Regions from separate parts of the Homo sapiens genome. Here region 2 is linked to region 1. The links are chromatin contacts, found by Hi-C in ENCODE. All regions are on one chromosome and are shown on one strand. The core of a region is the stretch at or near the end of the contact, and the rest is flanking DNA. Distances in the headings are between cores, read along the strand shown.

Region 1 (7,371 bases), core at 2,358-4,857:
CACACACACACACACACACACACACACACACACAATTTCCAGTATCCTTGGTAAGCAAGAAACTCTATAATGTGGAATATTTTTGTCTCCATCACATATATCCCCTTTTTAAGATGAGAAATCATATTAAGCAAGGATATTTGAAAAGCTCATCAAATTTTGTAGGTTAATCAGTAGCCATAATCATTATGAACTTTGTCTTATTCTTCACAAGTTAACATTTTTCTACTTCAGAGAAAGTTAATCACTACCGTTTGGAAATAAAAATTAATTCAGATCAACTGAGTGAGTGTAATTCTGCCAACTTTATGCTCCTAAAGTAGCAATTTAAAGGACAGTTTCTTAAATGGGAAAAAAAAAGTATGTGTGTCTGTGTGTTTCATCTTGTGCATGGAGACCAATGCTTTATAATGGGTCTCATGTAGTTAAAGCAAGACATTTCTTTTACAGGTTTAGCTGGTTCCACTGTTGCTCAGGTGTAAGAGTTTTCTCATGATTTGGCAAGTCAATTTTCTCTTTTTACTAGGCTAACAGTATTGCAGCCATGGTCTATGAAATAGTATTTTCCATCCTTAATCATCAATTTGCCCACCAGTTGGAGGTCACCTAGTCACATTTAGCCCTGACAACAGGTACTTCTTTTGCCAACCTCTATAAAGGGTGTGGGGGCGGGGGCGGGATCAGACCACATAACTTTTAGGTTATATGCTCTCATTAATATTAAAGACATATGAATTAATCAATATCTCAGAATTTCTGATCCTACGTTTCGGCCAGTGATGACCCTGAACCCTCTACTGTCTGAAATTCATCAAAAGTCTTATGAGAAATGTTTTTGTGGACTGCCTAAAAGATGTGCACAAGAGATCCCTATTACTACAAATCAGAGATGACAGGTTGTTTGCAGCCATTTGCTCATCCCACACCCATGACAAACATTTTTTATCTATTTCAGAACTTTTTCCTTCTGTGCATGGACTCAGCCACCCCAACTGAGCTATTCAGTCCACTAATATGAATAAATGGGAGTTGACATGTGAGTTGAAACTTATGTGCCATTATGGGGAAAGATTATCTAAATGCTACCCTGAATTAAACCAGACCATTGTGGGGCTGTGTACTCAGTCGAACAGGAAATTTTGGATGGTTCATGAAATTGATTCAGTGCCCTGTGCTTTGTGATTATGCCAACAGTTTCCATTGAGGGAATGTGGGTGTAACAACTTATGACACTTATTTCCCACGTAGCTCACAGCGTCATCATGATGAGGAACTGGGATTTGCCTTGGGGCTAAAAATTATTTTTAAAAAAACAAACAGTGCTTCTCAAAAGCAAACAAAATCCTGATTGATTGGTTTTTATGAACACCGTAAAACTTTAAAATACTTGTTATCTCCTGTTTTCTATGGAAGCTTAGAGTGAGATCTCTTGCCCACCTTCAAAAACTGTTCTGGATCTGAAAGTGTGCATACTTGAGTGTTAATCTTACCATTGGCTACATTATTTATTCTCCCTCCATGAATTTCCCCTCTGGTTCCTTAAACTATAATACTTACTTTATACAGTGTTGCCTATATTTTGGTACGCGGCCTCAAATCATCTGGGAGAAAATAATGCTATAAAAATCAATGCAGTAATTTACACAGGCTGCACTTGATCCCATTTCCGGTGTGTTTAATTTTTCATGCAAAAAATGATTAGCATTGGCAACATTTTATATAAATGAGATAGAGTTCTCAGAGCCAGGGTGAGCTTAATAAAAAATGTTTTGTTGAAAATTGTCTTTTACTCTGTGCTCCTTGTAGCTCAATATTGTGAAAGTTCCCACTGTCTTCAAAGCAGAAATGGATGGAAGGTGGGAAGAGAAAGGAACTTTTACACTTTATATGTGATCATAAAATCTTGATTACTGGCATATGTAGAAGTGTATATAGTAAATCTCACTGCCATGGAGGGAAAAATTGTAATCCTCTATACAAGTGAAAAGGGAATACTTTAAATGAAGATTGAGAATTTATTGTGAAGGGAGCTGTACTAACTGCTATGTAAGTGGCTTCCTATGTTTGCTGCCCCAAAATACTCCTGCTAATTAGAACAACAAACCAGCACTTATCAAGTCCTTTTCCACCTATCAACTCCTTTATTACACCATCTTTAATTTTCTCAATTCTTGTGCCATCTAAACTTGAGTTGGGGAAGCTCAGTCTGTGATCTCTTTGACTCTTGTCTTATTTCTTACTGGAACATAGTACTTGATAAATCTGTCTTGAATGAATGAATGAATGAATGGCTAATGGAAAGTGTCCATCCTCTAAGAATGTCCGTTCAGAAATTTCTGGACAGAAAAGCTGGTAATAACCTCCTCACTTTTTTCCTGTGAACCCAGAATTGCGAATGGAGGGAGTAAAAAAGCGTAATCTTGGAGCAGGGGGCTGCAAACAGAGGTCTGAATGTGGTGGTGTCTAGACAGGACCTAGAGAGCATTAGGGCACCAAGTGCCTAGGAAAAGTCATCAGGAGGACACATCAGGAAGTAGAGGAGTGTGCTTACTCCATGTATCTCCCTAGCATTTAAAGTCCGCTGACTTTAAATGGGCTGGAAGGAACACGGTTCCAGTTTATCTCCATATCGGGTTAAAGGACATGAAACCTAGCTAGAAGGAACATTGCTCCACCACTGGCCCATCAGTTCTGTTTCCTACTCGGTTTTTGCTTAACGAGTTGTGGTGTTTAGAGTTGGGAGATACATGGAGAAAGTCACTTTTTAGGAGAGGATCAGAGATCCGCAGGCTCATTTCACTCTATAAATGCCGCGGACATCTGGTTCCAGGACCTGGACAGTCCTCTCTGGAGACTGGTGGGCCCCTCCAACACCTCCGTGGCTTCCCGGGATCAAGTATCGCACCTAAAAGGAGCGCAGAGAGCGTGCAACTGGCGGGAGAGGCGTGACCAGAGTGGAACCAAAAGTGGGTGGCCTGGGAACCTAACGCGTGACCAGAAGTGAAGGTAGGTAAGTGCGCATGCGCAGGATGCGAGTGGCCAATGAGGACCACAAGGTTGTAGCGTGTGGCCTGAGAGGACGGCCAGGACTGGCCAGAAAAGAGAGGTGTGGAATGCAGTAAGAAAAGTGACGCGGACCAGAGGGGTCTTGCCTGTTCCGAGAGAATGGAAGGGGTTAGCCACGGTGGGAACGGCCACGGCGGGAACGGCCCCGCCAGTGAGGAGCGCAGGCAGCAAGGCTTAGCGGAAGAGGCGTGACCCAGGCGTACCGCAGGGGCGTGGCCCGAACGAGCTGACTTTAGCCCTTACGTGAAAGGCGTGGCGTAGTCGCAAGGGTGTAAAAAAGAAATTCGAATTCGCGGGACGGTCGGCCTCAGGCGGAGTAGGGACGTGAGCCCAAGGGAGGGAGGTGGGGTAGGCAGACTAGTTGTGACTGGATGATCACTGGGCGAAGGGTGGAAAAGTGGCCACAGATGGAAAGGCGGGCTGCGGAGTAGTGACCGGCAAGGGAGGTGGCGCGAAAAGGGAAGTAGGGACATGACGTAGTTGGAACGCAGAGACGTGCCTCGAACGTGGGGGGCGCGGTCCTTACGTGTGGGCGTGCCTTGTTGCTCTGAGGGGCGTAACAAAGATGGTGGAGCAGGCGGAGGGCAGAGGCGTCGGCAAGTTAGCGTGCAGGCGCGTGGCAGCGACAGGAGATGTGTAGCCAGAGCGCAGAGCAGGTGTGGACTCCGGCGCTGGGGAAGCGTGGCCAGGGCGAGATTTCAGCCTGGGTCGGGGACAGAATGGGGACTGATAGGGGCGTAACCTGGAATGACGAAATGACGTTTGCTGCGTAGGGACGTGGCTAAACGTGAGGGGGCGTGGCCAAGATGGCCGCGTGCGGGATCCTCGGGTACCGGGAGCGAACGAGGAGGTTCTGGCTCAGGTAAGTCGTTCGGGTAAGGGCGGGCGGCAGTAAGGAGCGTGGGCAGCAGCAGGGCGTGGTCTGCTTGAGAGGGCAGGAACTGTGCCACTTGCCGCAAACATGACCGCGTGCCGCTATCGGCCCTGGAGCCAGAGAAGCTTTTGGTGCGGCGAGGTTGGCCGGGGCCCTGGCGGGGCTTCTCTGAGGAATGGGAGTGGGAGGCTGGCGGCGGGGAAATAGCCACTTCCCCACTCTAGCCCTCTTTCTCCGCTATGGGGATCACCAGACATCCTTTTAGGATTCTGTCTATTAAAAAGTAGAACAGCTTTCCCAGAGACATTGCGGGATGAGAGGAGTGTCCAGAAACCAAGGAGCAGCAAGCTGGGACTCCCTCGGGTCTGCATTGTTGATATTCCCACCTGACTATGCTAGGGGCTATGGACAGACACAGCCACCCCAGAGTAGATCAAAAGCACAGTTGTGTCCCTTGGACAAATCTGAGTTTTTCTGTTGTGCCTTGCCCCAGAGCCGGAGGAGAGGAACCTCCAAAATGCAGACATTCTTGGTGGCTGGGATTCTGTGTGATATTCAGCGTTAAATGCTGCTGCTCTGAGGCTGCTGGAAACGCGTTAGTATTAATATCTGTGTACTTCTCTCACATTTACTTTTGCTGGAAAAGCTTGGGAAATGACTTAACGAAGATGCGTAAACCTTAATTTGTTTATATGCTCCTTATTAGCCACTGAATACCACATTGCTTTCTGCTTCCCCTTCTTCTTTACTGATAATCTGACCATTTCCACTATGCACTTTGAAAGTCTTGCTGGAGTATGGAGAATAGTCAGAAATCTCTGGTAAGATGCTGCCCCGCGCATCTCTCAGAGGAGTCACTATTCATAGCCTGCATCAGAGTTCACAATGAACCAAAGTTCACCCCACCTCCCCTGTCTTCAGGGACTTAGTGAAAAGCTGCACTGTTCTTGAATATTTTGGAAATGAAAAACTTTCTGGGCTATTTTAAATCAGTACCTGGGCTGGAATTAACCGAAAGGCGAAACAGCAAGGGCACCATTCTCTGTGCCTATACGTAGCTGCCCTGTGCTTGGAACCAAGCAAAAAGGCTGCCACTGCTCACAGTTGCAATGGAATAAAGGTTGAGTGCCTTGTGATTGCATATGAATATTAAGGAAATCTGATGGAAAGAGGGAAATTCATCATGTCACTGGCCACACTGGGGCAGTTAGTTGCAACACACAAATCAGGTATAATATATTTTGAAACCTTTGGCAACCTCAGATTGGGATCACACTCTCAAGGAAGAAGTGAGTGAGAGGAGGAAGCTAAGCTTTCTTAAGACATAGCAGCGTAATCTCTAATTTAAGTTTCAGGAAATTGCAAAAGGCAGGCTTCCTTTTGAAATCAGGAGTTGAGAAAATGAAGAGTCAATCTGATGCCAATCAAGGAATTTTTCAATATAATTGTAACCTTTTGTTAGTACTTTTCCTGTCTCTTTCGCATAAGTTGCTTAATCAGGCAGAGTTCAAGCTATGAGGCATTTAATAAATACATTACTTATGAATGACATTTAAAGACTTTTAGAATCTTTTCTTTTTTCACACATTTCTAAGGCTGCAAAACAACAGAAAAAGAACATGTTAGTAATATCCAAGGCATACATGAATAATCAGTGACAGCAAAGGATGTGTAGCACAGAAGGCTTAGCTCTCCTAGGCGGTATCCAGCCACACACTGGTAATTGTTGAAATGGAGTATTGGATATATAGATGATTTATTCTCACCATTTTTTTGTACAAGTTTGAAGTTTGCCCTAATAAGGGGAAAACAGATTCTAAATTCAGTTGACCCATGGACTATTGCTGTTTAAACCTGCTAAGTGAATTCAGATAGTGAAGTTATTTAAAAACCAGATGCTCTTACCTGGCTGCAGGAACTATCAAGATAAGATATTGAAAGCTTATTGGCAGTCTGTCTTTTAAATCCTGAGCCAGACTTTTTTACATGGCTTCAACAAGGTGATTTTTCATCTCCTTAGACATTTTGACATACACACTCCCACTAAAAACTGTATTTACACAAACACAGATAAAACTAAACAAAAGTGATTTTAACTTTGGTTTGAGAATTGTCAGCACCTTTTAGGCAACGCAGACATACTTTAGGTGTCACTGGCTGTTACGAGTTCAATTGCACCCTCCCATCTCAAACTCATATACGTTTAAGTCTTAAGCCCCAGTACCTCAGAATGTGACCTCATATGGAGATTGGGTCTGTATAAAGGTAATTATGGTCATTAGGGTGACCACTAGTCCAATATAACTGGTGTCCTTAATTAAAAGGGAAATTTGGACACAGACAAGATGAGAATGGCTTACGAAAATTGGATTTAATGCTGACACAAGCCAAGGAATTACCAGAAGCAAGGTTTATTAGGTGTTCTCCAGAGAAACAAAACCAATTGTGTGTGTGTATGTGTATATATGTGTGTGTGTATGTATGTATGTGTGGGTGTGCCTGTGTGTGTGCTTGTGCGTGTGTGTGTGTGTGTGTGTTTAGAGAGAGATTTATTTTTAAAAATTGGCTCGTGAATGTAGGCTCGTGAAATTTGCAGTGCAGGCCAGCAGACTGGAGACCAGGGAAGAATTGATATTACAGCCTGTCTTACTCAGTTTTGTGCTGTAACAGAATACCTGACACTGGATAATTTATAATGAACAGAAATTTATGTGGCTCATGATTCTGGAGGCTGGGAAGTCCAAGGGCATGGTGCCAGCATCTGCTCAGCATCTAGTGAGGGCTCTCTCTTGCATCATCCCATAGCACAAGGCAGAAGGGCAAGAACATGTGCATGTGAGGGGTGGGAGTGGTTGGGGGTGAAGAAGGAGGGAGGGAGGGAAGGGAAAGAAGCCAAATTTATCCTTATATCAGGAACCCACTACCTCAGAAACTAACCAGCTCCCCCTAATAATGGCATTAATCCATTCATGAGGGGAGGGCCCTCATGATTTAATCACCTCCCAACACTTTTGCGTTGCAGATTAAGTTTCCAAAACGTGAACTTTGGGGACACATTCAGACTGGATTGTGAGCACAAACTGGTGCCATGGCACAGCTCCAGTCCAAAGGCAGTCTGGAGGTAGAATTTCCTCTTCCTCAGGGGACCTGTCTTTTTCAACTTAAGGCTTTCGACGGATTGGGTAGGGCCCACCCACATGAAGGGTAATAATCTTTATTCCAAGTCTACTGATTTAAATGTTAATCTTATCTAAAAAATACATTCACAGTGACATTTAAACTGGTATTTGACCAAACATCTGGGTACCATGACCTACCCAAGTTGGCACATAAAATTAACCATCCAAGTAGAAAGGCCTGGAACAGAGCGCTCATTGCCCTCAGAAGGAACCAACCCTGCAGAGAACTTGGACCTCAGATTTCTAACCTCC
Region 2 (7,371 bases), core at 3,036-5,535, 8.5 Mb after region 1:
TTCTCCAAAAGTGATCACTTAAAAAATTGAAATATGACTCTTATACTATCAAATTCACCCTTTTAAAGCATACATACGTCACTAATTTCTAGTACATTTACAAAGTTGTGCAACCATCACCACTAGTTGATCATTTTTAAAGTCTCATAAATTCATTAACATATCCACTATGTTTCACTCCATAGCAATTTTTTTTGACATCCAAATTTTCTTAATGTTAGACAACCTAGTAAGCTTGGACACTTTCTTCTTTTGCTTTCTGCTATAAGGAGATGTTCCTGGCTTATCTTATACTTTCCTGCTCCAGCCCTGGAATCAATCACTTCTCCCTTTCCTTTGGTGGGAAACTGTAGAGGCCCCAACTTGGACACCAGGGGTGCTCACTGCTACTGCTCATTGTTTCTAGGCCTCTATATTGATTTTTTTATCTCTTTAGTGGAGCTAGTTTGTTTGCTGTGCCCTGTGATTTATAATCCATGAAGAATTTGGCTATTATTTTCAGGAATTAAACAATGTCTTGTTCGACTAATGACTCATGTAAAAAGCACTGCTTGAAAATCACCTATTTGCCAGTCATTGTTTATTTTAAAATTATTCTCCTTGGGGAGAGTGTGTGGCTTAAGGGCTCAGATGAAAAATTCTTACTTGGCATTAATTATGGCCAACTGAATTCCAACAGAAGATGCAACTTGCTCACGCTAAGTATAACCTAAGTATCAGGTGTCAGATAAATGGTTAATTTTTGTAGGGCATGCTTAGTTCAATAAAACTAGGGCCTTTCTAGGGGAAGATAAATATTTTTTAATGTTTGGGATACAAAAAAAAAAAAAGAATTACCACAACTTTATTCAAGAAGGTCTACATTTTCTCATAAGCCAATAATTTATTGCTTCTTATTTGAATTCCCATCAGTCTCCGATGTGGAGTGAAAATCAACAGCTTCTTTTCTGACTAATCTTTCTCTGGAAAAATGATTGAAAGGCCTTCTATCGTTTCTGGCTCAAGGACCTATAAACATGTCAGAGATTTTTAGTTAATTTATTAAAACACTGTCAAAACCTTGAGTAAATGCTTTTAACTATCTGATGTACATTAACAGCTCTGAAGGAACAAATACATTTTAGCACGTAATCAAAATTCCTTTTACTGCTTTGAAACCAGCTATTTTGTATTCATAGCATTCTCTTTTGAAATGTTCTGCTCTCGACCTCCCTAGATAAAATTTCCTTTTATTATGTTTACTTAAGTGAGAAAATGAAAGTACTTAGGAATGTTTTTATTTTGCCTTACACAGCCTCCTTATTCGAGTTCCCCAAGGGCAAGCACATCTTTGTTACTTCCTGTGCCCAGAATTCTAAAGGTCCCTAATACGAAAACAATTATCAAGGCAAGATAGGCTGCAGTAGGTCCTTTAAGTGCAAGATGTCTGGTGCTTAATTACCAAATGCTTTCAAGGATCTTAGGTGTCCTCAAGGTCCTATTGTGAGTACTTTCATAAAATGCATTTTGTATTTTGTCACATCAAACAATTTCTGATCTCTGCTGTTTACACTTCCTTTTCATCTTCACTTTATCATGAGTATAATACTAAGTGTACTTCTAGTGAAATGATTTTTACCATTGTTCTTTTACCAGTTAAACAATGTTCTTTACAGACTTCCATAAATGGGCTTAAAGTACAACTTTACCTTTTTTTAACTAAAAAAAATATAGTTGACCTTATCTGTATAGTCATCTATAAAATAACTGGACTTTATAAAGTTTGCTGGACTTTAATAAAGGTTTATCTAATCTAATAGAACTAGGCCATCCTTTCTTTGTTTCCCACCAAAGTTAACAGTCTCTTCCTGTATGAAAAGTAATGACAAAGGGCTCTTTGAAAGTATCAATCCCTAAACTACTTGTGATCTTTTAAACTGAGAAAACTTCTTTTTCTTTCATGCTCCTTGGACACTGTTTTCTTAAGTGCTTTACACTGGTGGATGTATAAGTATTTTTGATGGTAATTATGGAAAAACTAACAAGAATGGTGACATTAGGTTTTTCTGTCTTGAACATGCTGCTTACAGTTGCATGGATGAAGTGAGGCTCTATTCTTCTTCTTTTTTTTTTTTTTTAATAGAGACGAGGTCTCACCATGTTACCCAGGCTAGTCTTGAACTCCTGGGCTCAAGTGATCCTCTCGCCTCGGCCTCCCAAAGTGCTGTGATTACAGGACTGAACCAGGGAACCTGGCCTCCATTCTTGCCATACCGTAGCATCACACTGAGGCCCTTGGAAAGTACTTAAACGCTGATTATCAATGTTTTGAAATATTAATGTGGGCGGCCGGGCACGGTGGCTCACGCCTGTAATCCCAGCACTTTGGGAGGCCGAGGCGGGTGGATTACCTGAGGTCAGGAGTTGGAGACCAGCCTGGCCAACATGGTGAAACCCCATCTCTACTAAAAAAATAGAAAAATTAGCCAGGCGTGGTGGCAAGTGCCTGTAATCCCAGCTACTCGGGAGGCTGAGGCAGGAGAATCGCTTGAACCCCGAAGGCAGAGGTTCAGTGAGCCAAGATCACGCCATTGCACTCCAGTCTGGGAGTGCAAGAAATATTAATGTGGGCACACAAGCTATTTCTCATTTTTTTTTATTGAAACAACATTGCTTAGTTTCATTTACCTTTCTGTGAAATGTCTTTCTGTGAAAGTCTATCACAGCCTGATGTAATTTTTATAAACAATGAATACATGCTGTTACTATTTTTGAAAGGAAATTTAATCGCTTGGAAAAATTCAGACTAAAGCCCCGAGAGGAAAATTATCATCCAGTGCATGCTCAGAGATTTCTTCTTACTCTACTTTTGTTTTTCCTTTTTGAAAGCATTTGTGATTGAGAGATGTCTGAGGGAAGGGACAAATTGCATTCTGGGAGTTTTAAAGAGTTATGTCAGGCAACTAAAATACGTGGCCTCTGTATTTAAAGAGATTTCACACCAGTATACTATTTGCTTTATAATTTTTGTGTTTCTTATTGTTTAAAAATGCCTTTAACATTTAGTGCTGTGTTAAAGGATAGCATGCCAGATTCCAGATTAATGTAAAGACTCCACTATTTAACTTTTCCCTAGTAACTTTAAAACAGAGTTTGGGTTCCAAGTTCAGCATGGAAAGATAGCATAAACATTTAAACTAAGTAAAGTGCGAAATACACATTTTTGAAGTTGGTAAGTGCTGTTTAATCATTTTCCCCTTCTCTCCCAAGTCTTTTGAAACTTCAAAAGGCTTGTTTAAGCAGTGTGTTTAAAAAAAAAAAAATCCATACCCAATTGGGCTCCTCTCTATTAAGGAATGTGGAAAATTCATGATTTATGAAACGATGACACCAGTCTTACATTTCACAGGCTCCCAAGCTCTGAAACACGGGTACATAGGAAAATACACAGAAAATTCCTGTTCTTTGCAACGTGCGAAACGTTTCAAAATGCAACTTTGCTCATCTCCCTCCCCCGTACAAACTAATAAAATCAGTTTGGCTCTGACTGCTTATTTTTAAAAAGTAGACGGCCTGGTAGGTGCTCTAGGGATAACCCTTCTCCCCCCACTCCACCCCCCTTCCCGCACACCCATTTAGACTGGCAAGCCCGTTTTCATTTTATTTCAAAGATTTTTTTTTTTTAAGCGAAGGCAGGGGACGGCGGGGGTTGCTAAATTTATCTTCCTCCCCAGCCACGGGGATGAAGAAAACACATTTACTGCGGGCGGGGGTCTGAGGGCCTGCAAACAACTCGAGCTGGAGCCTCGGCCAGGACCGGCGCGAGAGGCGGTAGGTCTCCAGGGAGGCCCCCGGGGGGCGGCCGCGGCCCACGGGACATGGTGGGGGGCGGCCGGGCCGCCTGCCTCTCCGCGGGGTCGGCCGACCGCGGCCCCGCGCGGGCTTTACGGCCGAGGCGGCGGCGGCAGCGGCGCGTGTGTGGCGGCGGCGGGCGGGAGCGCGGAGGAGGTGGAAAGAAGGGGGGCGCTGTCACGGAGACTCCGGCCGCCGGAGACCCCGCCGCAGCGAGGCCACTGGGCTCCCCGGTCGCGGGGCGGGAGCGGCGCCGACACGGGGTGCCAGGAGGACCCACCGGGCGGAGGAGGGGGCCTGTCTACCCTTCCGCATTTTCCTGGGTCTCTCTCCCGGGCGGTGACGTGACGTGCTGACGGCGGGCCCGTGCCGGGGAGCTGGGCCGCTTTTTGTCAGCTCCGAGCTCGGCCCCTCCTCCCTCCCTCCGCCCGCCCCACCAGCCGGAGCCCGGCCCAGTGCTCCAGAGAAAGGCCGGCCTGCAGCACCCGCCACCGTCGCCGGCCGCCCGCACGTCCGTCCGGTGAGTCCCGGGTGCCGCCGCGGCCGCGGGGCCTAGTGCGCGCACAGCGGCCTGGTCTCGGCCTGGTCGGCGGCCCGCAAGGCGCCCTCCCGCGCTAGGCCGGGCGGCGTGGCGCGCGGCGCCGAGCAGGCCCCGAGGAGGCCGCAGTTAGGCCCGGGGAGGAGCCCGGCTGCCCCGAGCGGCGGCGGAGGCGCGCTCCGTAAGCGGGCGGGGGTTGGGGGAGGGTCGCCCGGTTGTGCCGGAGGCGGTCGAGGGGCCCCGGGTCGGCTCCGCGGCCGACCTGGGGCACCGCGCCGGGGTGAGGCCTGGCGAGGAGGCGAAGGCTGCAGGCGTGAGGTGAAGGCCGCAGGCCGGCCGGGCCGATTTTCGCTATGTAAATATCGGTGAGGGGGGGGGAGGGACGGGGGACAAGATGGCGGCGGCTCGGCGCCTGCTGCAGGGGACGATAGAGGGGGTTGCCGGGAGGGGGAGCCGCCATCTTGGAGGCGGTGTCTGGAGAGAAAATTCCGCTACAGCCCGTGAGGGGGGGTGGGAGAGCGGGCGGCGGCGGCAGCGGCGCCGGTGACGGGCCCCGGAGGCCCGGCGCGGCGGCGTGTGCGCGCGGAGGGGCGTGCTCGCTCCCCGTGGCGGCCATTGCCCTTGCCGCCATGATGAGCGCTCGGGCTCCAGGCGCTCGGCGGCAGCGCCACCTTCCTGCCTTGCCTCCCGCAGCCCCGTGACTGGCTGCAGTTTCCGCTGCGTTTCAGCTGAGCTGCCGCAGGCGGCCACCGCCGCCGCCCGGACGCCGGGACCGTTTCACCCTCAGCGCCCCTGGCCCTGCGCCTTCCCCCGCGCCTGTAGCCACCCGAGGGCAGTCGGGGCAGGTGGCATTCCGGACACCTGGGCTTACCAGGGCATACGGGACCCCAGGAAATGTTATTTTTGCTTAAGTCAAATCATATGTGGCTGCTAAGGTGCTTTCGATGCAGTTGTTTTTCCAACAATCTTTGCCGCCCCGAGTATCTGAATAAAGGAAGAAAAATAAAGATTGATGGGAAAGTTTTTGCCATTCTTTTGTCCTATAGGGAAAAAAATTGCACAACACGAGAGCGGAGGAATAAAATTTTGAATCATTCGTACTCATTTATGTGGAAACAACTTTCTTGAAAAACGATTTAAGTAGTGATCTGTTGGTGGTATTTTTTTAAATCGAGGAATAAGGGCAGACTTTTTTATTTTCTTATTGGAGGACAACTTAGTGTGGTGCATATTTATTGTGCATTTGCCTGTCATGGTATTTCGATTTTTCATTTGTGAAGTTTTAAGGCGGAGTTTCATCCCCTAACGTACTTTTTTGATTGCACACTGTGCAACTTTCTTGATAAACTCGGAGCCTACTGTTAGCGATGCACCGTGCTAGATGCTAAGAAACATTAAAAAGGTTCTTGTAATGCAGACGGTGGCTGCAAGAAGTCTCATGTTTAGAGGTAGGTGGGGCAAGGTGAAATGCAGTAAAGTGAGAGGTACAACTAATTACTGGGATTTCCGAGGGAAGCAAGGTTGCCATTGGAGGATCAGGGAGGGACGGGTTCCTGAAGTATTAATAGGTGGCATTTTGAGAAGGTTACCGAGGGATGGGTAGGACTTTGTTAGGTAGAGGTGGAGGTGGAGAAAGGACGTTTCAAGGGTGAAGCTTCTTCAGTAAACAGTAAGTATTTACAGTTTGGCAAAAGTGGATGGTATAGGTAGGGGAGTGGTGGGAATTCAGGCTAGAAAAGTTAGATTGCAGAAGGGCTTGCTTGCCAGGTGGAGGGGCTTATACTCAATGGGGTAGGCAGCGGGGGTGCCCTCAACTAGAAGAGTGATGGCACACCTGAGCTGCACCTTGTTATTTACTTATTTTTTATTTTGAGACAGGTTCTTGCTATATTGCCCCAGGCTGGTCTCGAACTCCTGGGCTCAAGCCGTTCTCCCGCCTCCCACTGCCCGCCTGTCACTGCCGTCTGTTCCCTGAGCTGTGCTTTACGGTACTTAGTAGTTCCATTGGACTAGGAAAAGTTTCAAAGTTGAAAAATAATGAGAGTAGTAAGTTGATCAGTGTTTTCATTATCAGAACGATTACAAGAATGTTCAGAAGTTAAGCAAATTTTGCTACTTTTGGAACGATGCGTCTCTATTAAGACAGCTGCTCCTTTTTTCTATCCTGATTTCTCATCCGAAATAATCTTTTGCTCAGAGTTGTCAGAATTTCTATGGTACACAAATAGGGAGGGGTTTCTAACATTTCATTTACCATGGTTGAAAAGTACAGGACTAGTGCTGTGGGTTATTTGACGAAAATGAGAAATGAGTATTCCCGTGGTAATTTTTTTTTTTTTTTGAGACTGAATCTCACTCTGTCGCCCAGGCTGGAGTGCAGTGGTGTGATCTTGGCTCATTGCAACCTCTGCCTCCCGGGTTCAAGTAATTCTCCTGCCTCAGCCTCCCGAGTAGCTGGGACTACAGGACCCTGCCACCATGCCTGGTTAATTTTTGTATTTTTAGTAGAGACAGGGTTTCATGTTGGCCAGGCTGGTCTCGAACTCCTGACCTCAAGTGATCTGCCTGCCTTGACCTCCCAAAGTGCTGGGATTACAGGCATGAACCACCGTGCCCTGCCTGTTTCCTAGAATTTTATGATGGAAACCTTTAGGTGGCATAGATACCCATTTTCAGTTTTTCCATTTTTCTAGACTGTAACAGGTCGTGAGCAGCGGTGCTCCATGAAAGGGCTGGAGGGAATGAGAGTCTCATGTTTATTATAAAGGGCTATGGTTTAGAAAAGTTCGAGAAACAGTGCATTGCATGAGGCTGACTAGAAGCAAGTTGAGAAGGCGGGCTGTGGTTGTTGAGGTGTTAAGGGTAAACATAAACTTAGAAGAACCAGGTGCTTTTATATTTTGACAGCTGGGAAAGACATAGAAGAACTATTAAGAAGATAGAATTGTTTTGCTGCGCAGTACAGCAACAGTGGATGTTCAAGATTAAGATTAGAGTCAAGT

What was found. Hi-C counts contacts between places; a loop is a spot of excess contacts on that map. Pooled maps may share reads with other maps.
Region 2: a pooled map shows a loop between it and region 1 (5-fold over the local background). The contact joins the promoter of ZFX here to the promoter of CA5BP1-CA5B in region 1. A Hi-C loop is called at or near these places in 4 of 50 pooled maps.

The regions. Positions count from the first base shown.
Region 1 is chrX:15,671,851-15,679,221 of GRCh38, forward strand. CA5BP1-CA5B (CA5BP1-CA5B readthrough) reads left to right here and starts at 3,608. Exons shown (of 12, transcript NR_160544.1): 1 at 3,608-3,928. It also overlaps a transcript of CLTRN not described here and the pseudogene CA5BP1. RefSeq lists enhancers at 2,537-3,040, 3,273-3,891, 3,564-3,683.
Region 2 is chrX:24,145,444-24,152,814 of GRCh38, forward strand. It overlaps ZFX (zinc finger protein X-linked), which reads left to right and starts at 4,286. Exons shown (of 10, transcript NM_003410.4): 1 at 4,286-4,351; 2 at 6,248-6,357; 3 at 7,277-7,371. It overlaps ZFX-AS1 (ZFX antisense RNA 1), which reads right to left and starts at 4,211. Exons shown (of 3, transcript NR_046657.1): 1 at 4,112-4,211; 2 at 3,310-3,399; 3 at 782-1,008. RefSeq lists enhancers at 3,623-3,722, 3,929-4,742 and silencers at 3,833-4,192, 4,253-4,662, 4,683-4,732, 4,783-5,292.